3 separate regions of the Homo sapiens genome follow, and all the other regions are linked to region 3. Evidence: chromatin loops called from intact Hi-C (ENCODE). Cell type or tissue: mammary epithelial cell. All regions are shown on one strand.

Evidence for each region. Peaks named below come from ENCODE experiments on the same cell type or tissue, not always from the same donor. Only the 100,000 strongest peaks of a DNase experiment are listed, where the experiment ranks them.
Region 1: it touches region 3 in a loop (4-fold over the local background); 22 of 110 quality-filtered maps call a loop at or near these places.
Region 2: it touches region 3 in a loop (5-fold over the local background); 9 of 110 quality-filtered maps call a loop at or near these places.

What each region holds. Positions count from the first base shown.
Region 1 is chr12:52,214,436-52,216,935 of GRCh38, reverse strand. All of the region lies in intron 3 of LINC00592 (long intergenic non-protein coding RNA 592), which reads right to left. Among named protein-coding and RNA genes, the nearest start is that of LINC02874, 2.1 kb to the right of the region's middle. In mammary epithelial cell, no CTCF peak of the experiment used is centred here; a DNase peak (open chromatin) is centred at 1,185; H3K27ac peaks cover 1,382 bases.
Region 2 is chr12:52,138,176-52,140,675 of GRCh38, reverse strand. No RefSeq gene overlaps it. Among named protein-coding and RNA genes, the nearest start is that of SMIM41-AS1, 21 kb to the right of the region's middle. In mammary epithelial cell, a CTCF peak has its summit at 971 (motif pointing left); a DNase peak (open chromatin) is centred at 975.
Region 3 is chr12:52,326,406-52,328,905 of GRCh38, reverse strand. No RefSeq gene overlaps it. Among named protein-coding and RNA genes, the nearest start is that of KRT83, 6.3 kb to the right of the region's middle. In mammary epithelial cell, a CTCF peak has its summit at 1,236 (motif pointing right); a DNase peak (open chromatin) is centred at 1,135; H3K27ac peaks cover 732 bases.

The DNA.
Region 1 (2,500 bases), 110 kb after region 3:
CTGTCACTAAGGGTTTCTGAGGTTTGTTTTTCCCCACAGCAAAGCTGCTGCTTCACTTTTTGCATATTTTAACAGTTTCAATGTTTTCCCTGGGATAGTCCTACAAATTTCAAAAATGGAAAAGCAGTAAGCATTTGCTGATGCATGTCTTCTCCATGCAACTGTGAGCTGCTAAAGGCAAGCGCTGTGCAAACTCACTTTTCTATACACTCCCTCCCAGTGCCTAATAAGGGTCGGTCCACAGCAAGCGCTCAATGAATGCTTTGTTTCTCTGTCCAGGTGTGTGTGTCTGTGTGTGTGTGTGTTCCCGCACTGCCTTTTTCTGCATATCTGGGGGGCAAAGAGATAAGTCCCCACTTCCCTCCATGTTTCAGCCTGCAAAGGCTCTCTCTGAGGCACCTGATTCCTAAATAAGGTCGTTCATGTTTGTGACTGTCTAAAGTGGCGTGCTTTGTTCCTAAGAGATGGATAAGCCATCTTTATCTGCCATAAGAAACAAGTGAGACAATGGCTCCTAGAGATAAGGAGCTGGGCACTGGGCACATGCCTAGTGTGGCTGAAACACTGACTTTTGCACAGCGCAGAGAAGCTTGTCCCCACCCCACCCCAGTCATGAGCACTGTCCATTGTACTGAACGGTCACAGTTTGCAGCAACAGCGGACAATGGACCCCTGCTCAAGAGTCAGAGGTGTGGGAAAGAGGGTTAAAATAGGAATTTCCACTCCTCAGATGTTCTCCAAAGCCTGGTGGAAAGCACATCTGGGTCCTCACTGGTGACTGCTATGATCTAGATAAAGAATAGAGGCTCTCAAGAAATCAGAGATGGGCTCTGGGCTGGCAAGCTAGATCCAGGAGCTCTCATGGAGGTGATGGGGTCCCCAGGCTGGGCAAGCTCTAGGGCTGGAGGTTCTGCCCCCAGCAGTAGTGGCAAAAGCAGCTGTGAAGGCAATGCCTTCGGGAGCTTGCTGGCCCTTTTCAGGCTGTGCTATCTGAAAAGCATCTACGCATCGTACAGCCCATGTCAACAACATTTCGGCCCACAGAGCTGGAATGCTTCATTCAGCCCCAGGGCCTTATCTTCTGAGATCCAGTTACTAGCAACAAGCATCATGATAAGGTGGCAGCCAGGCGCCTGTCTGATCCTGCCTGGGTCCGGCATCTGACCCCAGTATGACCTCCCTCCTCTCCCACCTGGGCCTGACTCATGCTTCCAGAACAGGAACTCGAGGATCCCTGCTGCCCAGCCATAGCTGACTCATGGCTGGTCCAGGGGTTGCTCTGGAAGGGGCTCAGGACAGCTGTCAGCTCTCAGGAAGGAGACACCTGTCATTTCCTGAGCACCTACCATGTGCCAGGCACCAGGCACACCTCTGAATTTCATTGGTATAATTAACTTGAAGGGGATTTCTGATCTTTCGTAGAAAGGAGAAAAATGAGGATCAGGCAGAAGTGAATTCAAAGGCCAATCTCTTAGCACCGAGCACAGCCATCCACTCACCCTCAGTGCACTCCCTGGGGCCAGCCACCACCACCCCTGGGAACCACTGTTTCTTTTCTAAAATTTAAAAAAAAGAGAGAGAGAGATTGGGCCAGGCGCAGTGGCTCACACCTGTAATCCCAACACTTTGGGAGGCCAAGGCAGGCGGATCACTTGAGGTCAGGAGTTGGAGACCAGCCTGGCCAACATGGTGAAACCCCATTCCTACTAAAAAATACAAAAAATCAGCTGGGTGTGGTGGCACAATCCTATAATCCCAGCTACTTGGGAGGCTGAGGCATGAGAATCGCTTGAATCTGGGAGGCAGAGATTGCAGTGAGCCGAGATCGTGCCACTGCACTCCAGCCTGGGCGACAGACTGAGACTCTGTCTCAAAAAAAAAATACAGAGAGAGGGTCTCACTATGTTGCCAAGGCTGGTCTCCAACTCCTGGACTCAAGCAATCTTCCTGCCTCAACTTCCCAAAGCTCTAGGATTACAGGTGTGAGCCACCTCACCCAGCCTCACCGTTTCTTCATTCATTCCTCCATCCCACATTTATCAACGGCTTCCTCTCCTCTGCTTCATGGCCAGTCAGTCCCAGAGGGCAGACTTTGGGAAGCCCACCAGCTCTCCTGAAGGAGTCAGGCTTGCCTGGGAAAGGGGGCACTTGCACCCCAAGTCCACCAAGGCAGAGACAGGTATCCCTACTCCCTGCAACCCTCTCTCAGCCAGCGGGTGGGGCTAGCGTGGCCTCCATGGCTGCAGAGGGGTCTCTGGCCTGGACTGCAGCATGGTCTTGGCAGCACACTCCTGCACCCAGTAGGTGCTTCGGGAGGCATCCTTGCTGTCCCCTGGCATCAGCCCTGCAGTGGGTGAGCAGGTGAGGTGGCAGGAGCAAGGAGATCACCTCTCATTCCTGTGGTTTCAGGTGCCTGGCTGATGTCAGGCCTGAGTGATGTGGCAGTGGGGGCAGGGGGTCACTGTGTCTGGGGCCTGAATGGGGGCTGAGGCTTTTCCTT
Region 2 (2,500 bases), 190 kb after region 3:
TTACTTCCTCACCAGGAAGCCCCTTCCATTCTTGAACAGCTCAGATTGCAAATCTGCCCACCCATCAGCTCTCTCCAGGCAGGAGATCCTGCCTGGTCTCCATGGAAGACACATGGAATGCAGCGACCCCCTCCTCCATGTGATAGGGGCAGGGTGGAGAGAGAACTAGCTTCTGAAGCACTTCCTCTGTTCTGGGCCCATGGGACACAGGTATCAGCAGCCAGCTATGGTCTCTGCCCTCGGGGAGAGAGGGTACTCTCTCAGATAGATCACTACAATGCAAATGAAAAAAGAAAAGAGGCCAGTTGCAGTGGCTCACGCCTGTAATCCCAACACTTTGGGAGGCCTAGGAGGGTGGATCACTTGAGGTCAGGAGTTTGAGACCAGCCTGGCCAACATGGTGAAACCCCGTCTCTACTAAAAATACAAAAATTAGCCGGGCATGGTGGTACACGTCTGTAATCCCAGCTAGTCAGGAGGCTGAGGTGGGAGAATCACTTCAACCCAAAAGGCAGAGGTTGCAGTGGGCTGAGATCACACCACTGCACTCCAGCCTGGGCTACAGAGAGAGACTCCATCTCAAGAAAAAAAAAAGAATAAAGAAAAGAATATTGAACTTTATTGAGCAATGACCATGTAATATGCACTGTTCTAAGCACTTTATATAAAGCAAATAATTTCATTATTCCCAAAGCCCTAGATAGGTCGGGTTCTGTTATTCTGTTTACTTCACATATGCAACCAACCCAGTCATGCAGATCCTGTCAGTGGATCAGAATGTGAACTCTGGAGCCATGCTCAGAGGAGCAGCCAGCTGAAATTAGCACCTAGCTCTGCCGGTTTGAAGTTTGGGCCAGAGTTCCACCTTTCAATTTAAAGCATTTATCTCTTCCATTGTCTCCAAAATACAAAATGCCTCTTTTTCCCAGAACACCTGGACCAGGTGGGAAGGGGCACAGTACAGCAGTGCCATCTAGGGACAGAAGCGTACACTGCAGAGGTTTCAGTGCAGTGGCACCGGGCCCTGGGGCAGAGACCCAGAATCCCCAGCGCCATTCACCTCCCCACTATGGGGTGCCATTCAAAACTGCACACTTGATCTGCTTCCTAAAGTTACTCGTCAGAAGACAGCCCGCTGCAGAGCGGTGCCACTAAAACTCTGTTGTTTGTTCAAGGGTCCCATCTCCTTTTTAGTATGAATGTAGGTGACTTTAAGAGTTCTGAAACCCGGCCAGGCGCAGTGGCTCAGGCCTGTAGTCCCAACACTCTGGGAGGCTGAGGCAGGCGGATCACTTGAGGTCAGGAGTTCAAGACCAGCCTGGACAACATAGTGAGACCCCCCGTCTCTACTACAAATACAAATACACCGGGCATGGTGGTGCATGCTGGTAATCCCAACTACTCGGGAGTCTGAGGCAGGAGAATCGCTTGAATCCAGGAGACGGAGGTTACAGTAAGCCAAGATCGCCCCACTGCACTCCGGGCCCCACTGCACTCCAACCTGGGCTCCGCTCCACAAAAAAAACAAAAAAGAGTTCTGAAACCCAGTAGTTTAGCAGAAGGACTCATATAGTCCCTGAGCAGCTAAGTTGTACCTGTTTCTGGTGTCAGGCAAACTTGAAAGAGTGACCTTATCAGGACTCCGGAAAAGGAGAGGGTATCCACACACTATGCTGGCAACACTCTTCCTTAAGCTGGGTGGTGGATACATAGATATTCATTATATTAAACTTTGCATATATTTATAGATATGAAATATATTGTTTAAAGTGTATTAATTCTTTAAGACAAACTTTCCATTTCGGACCAACTCTGTATCATGCATTTGAACAGAGCACCCACAAGGAACCACAAACAGCCCTGGAGGAGAAGCCCACAGGGAAAGCTCAGTTTGTGGCTCTGCACCACCCACCGGCAAATCAAATCAGCCCAGAGAGCAGATCAGGAAGTTACATGCAACTCCAGCCTTAGAACTCTGCCCGTGGAGCTGCTGGAGTTCAGTGTACAGAGCTGCATGGGGTAGTTTATTCATTTGAAAAATAATTAGTAAACACCTACTACATGCTAAGCCCTGTGTGAGCTGCTGGGAATCTAGGAGTGAGGTGGACGTGTCTCCTTCCAACAGAGCATGACCTCTGTGTTGGAAATGAGTCCTGCCCATAGACAGCAACAGACAAGATAGAAAGTGGGAGGCATCATAGGGGAGACATGGGGGATCACCTCCTCCTCGGGAAGATCTTGGGAAATGATCGCTTCCACCTTAGGAAATCCAGAAAGGCTGCTCAGAGGGAAAGGCATAAAGCCAGGCCTTTAAAGATGGCTAGAGTTTGATTTGCTGGAAGGAAGAGACTCGCTCTAGAAGGAGGGAACAGTGTCAGGAAAATCCCAGAGGGAGAGGATCCAGGGAGAGGTTTGGGGAACAGCCAGAAGGGGAAGGATTTTAGAAAAGGAATCCTGTATTCTCAGGCTGGAGAAGTAGCTGAGTTCCCCATGACAGCAG
Region 3 (2,500 bases):
TGTGGGCCACCACCTAAATTTAGAGGCAGCCACGGAGCCTGCTGCCCTAACAAGCTATCACCTAGGCAGGGAGCCCTGCCTGACAGTCCCTCCCCTGACTCAATACATGCTGCAAATCTCAAAAGAGAAGGAAGGTGGAAGTGTGTGATGAAAAGACCCCCATCCCACCAGGCCATGAGAGCCATAAATATGTTAGTTTGGGCATGTGGAGAGGTGGCCTAGTGGCGGGGGGAGACAGAAGAGGTTTAAATGGAGCTAAAACTGAAAACTTACAATGAATTTCGATTGTCTTAATTTCTGGAATGATGCCAATACTCAACAGTGATTGCAAATTATGGAATCCAGGTAAGTCTGTTCCACTTTACTACAGCAGTTACTAAGTCCTCAAATTTAGTAGCTTTAACAACCAAATTTGTCTTACTTGAGGACTGCAGTCCGAGCAGGGAGAGCTCATTGTGTCTGTTCTAAGGAGCTCCTGCACCCTCAGGCAGCACCCAGAGACTCACAGCGTCCGGAGCAGTGGCCACCCTTCCCCTGCTGCTCAGACCCATGAGGGGAAGAGTGGCCAGCCCCAGCCCCTCACTGCTTCCAGAGGACACTGCTGGCCCAGATAGCACCCAGAGGGGTGCTCTGTGCACCCAGGTCCCTGAAATCCTGCACTGTGAGTGCTCCTGAGGAGAGCAGGATGGGTGTGCATCTCATGGGAGTGGGTGGGGTGCAGGGTGGAGAGGACTTGGGAGGTGCTGAGCAAGGCTGTTGGGGGACCGGGTTAATGTGTGGGGCATAACCAGACAGGTGGAGGGTGACCAACAAGCTCAAGCACAGGGCTTGGCTTCGGGTTCAACATAAGGCCCACTTCAGGTTGCCCAGCCTGGCTAAAGCCTCCCTGTTCCTGGAGGGATCCAGCAGGAGTGGTACAGCACGGAGGGTGGGGTGGGACATGACGCCCTCCAGGGCTACCCCCTCCAATCGTTCAGAAGGCTTGTGGGAGGAGTATCAGAGACGAACAGGAAGAAAACCTTGGCCCAGAAATGCTTGTCATTACCCCGGAGCTGGAGCTCACCCAGCTTCATCACACCTGCATGGCATGCATCCATTTCATAGACCGAAACCCTGAGTTCTGTGGCTCAGAGAAGCCATATGAGTCATAGCTGTGCTGCAGAAGGTGCCTTAGAAAAGATGTCCTGGACTGCCAGGATTGCCACAATGTTCCCACCAGAGGGCACCCTAGCTTGGCATCAGGAGGTACCCAGTGCTGCCATCTAGGAGAGCCCTTTTCCTACAAGAAGCCCTCCTATGTTGATCAGCGTGGAGTGTGGCTTTCGTGGCTCTTCCCTGCCTGGAGTTTTTCACTTTCCCAGGGGCTTCTCTACATGTGCTCAGCACTCGGCCGTGTACCCCTCCGTGGGCAACCCACCGCCTCCACCCCAGACATTAACTTTCTAAACAGATCTTATGAGCCAGTCTCCCCTCCTCCAGCCCATTATATGCCTTCGCAGCTTTAGTTCCCAAAAGCTCCACTTTCAAGATGCATCTCCCCAGGCACCAAAGGCTCAGCAGAAGACATCTGAAGGCTCCTGGGCCTGATTTTCAGGCTGGCCCCAGCAAAGCTCTCTAACTCATCTGCTAGGGTGCCTCCAACTTCCTTCTGCTACACATAATGCCACAATGAATAACCTGTTCTTTGCATAAGGACTGCTTTCATATGTGGGGTTGGATTTCTCTCAGGAGTGCGAGTGCTGGGTCATTTACACATTTACACATGCCTGAATTCACTGAACAACTCTACGTTGCTTTCCAGAATGTCTACACCACCCCACGCTCCCAACCACAGTGCCCCAGGGTTCTCATCCTCCCACCCCTCCACATCCACCTTTCTGATCCTTGCCATTCTGATGGTACAAACATAACTTGTGGCCTGATCTGCATCTTTCTAAGGACTGGGGGCAGTCATCATTTCTTCATATTCCTATTAGCCATTTGGGCTTTCCCTTTGATGAACTGTCTATTCAGATCCCTGACTAGCTTTCTACTGGATTTCCTTTCTTTTACTTGTGGATTTGCAGGCATTCCTTATATATATAGACGTTTCTTATACACACACACACACACACACACACACACGTATAAGGAATATATATATATATAAATATATAACTTTTCCCAGGCTATCAACTACCAACTATTTTTTTTTCTGTGTAGTCTTTCGCTAAACTGGAATTTTTCATTTTAATGTGGTCATGTCGATCCATTTTTTACCTGGTCTTTATTTTCAAGGTTTGCTTAAGAAATCTTTCCCCACCCATAAGTAAGGACATTCTCCTACATGGCTTCTGCTTGCCTTTTAGCTTTATCTGTCCTGGCCTTTAATTCATCCGAGGCTTCCCATGGGACATGGTATGAACTAAACTCCAGCTCTATGCTTTCCATACGGTGTGTCTATTTTTTACAAATCTCACCAACTGAATAAATGGCCCTTTGCTTGTTGCAACCCTCATTA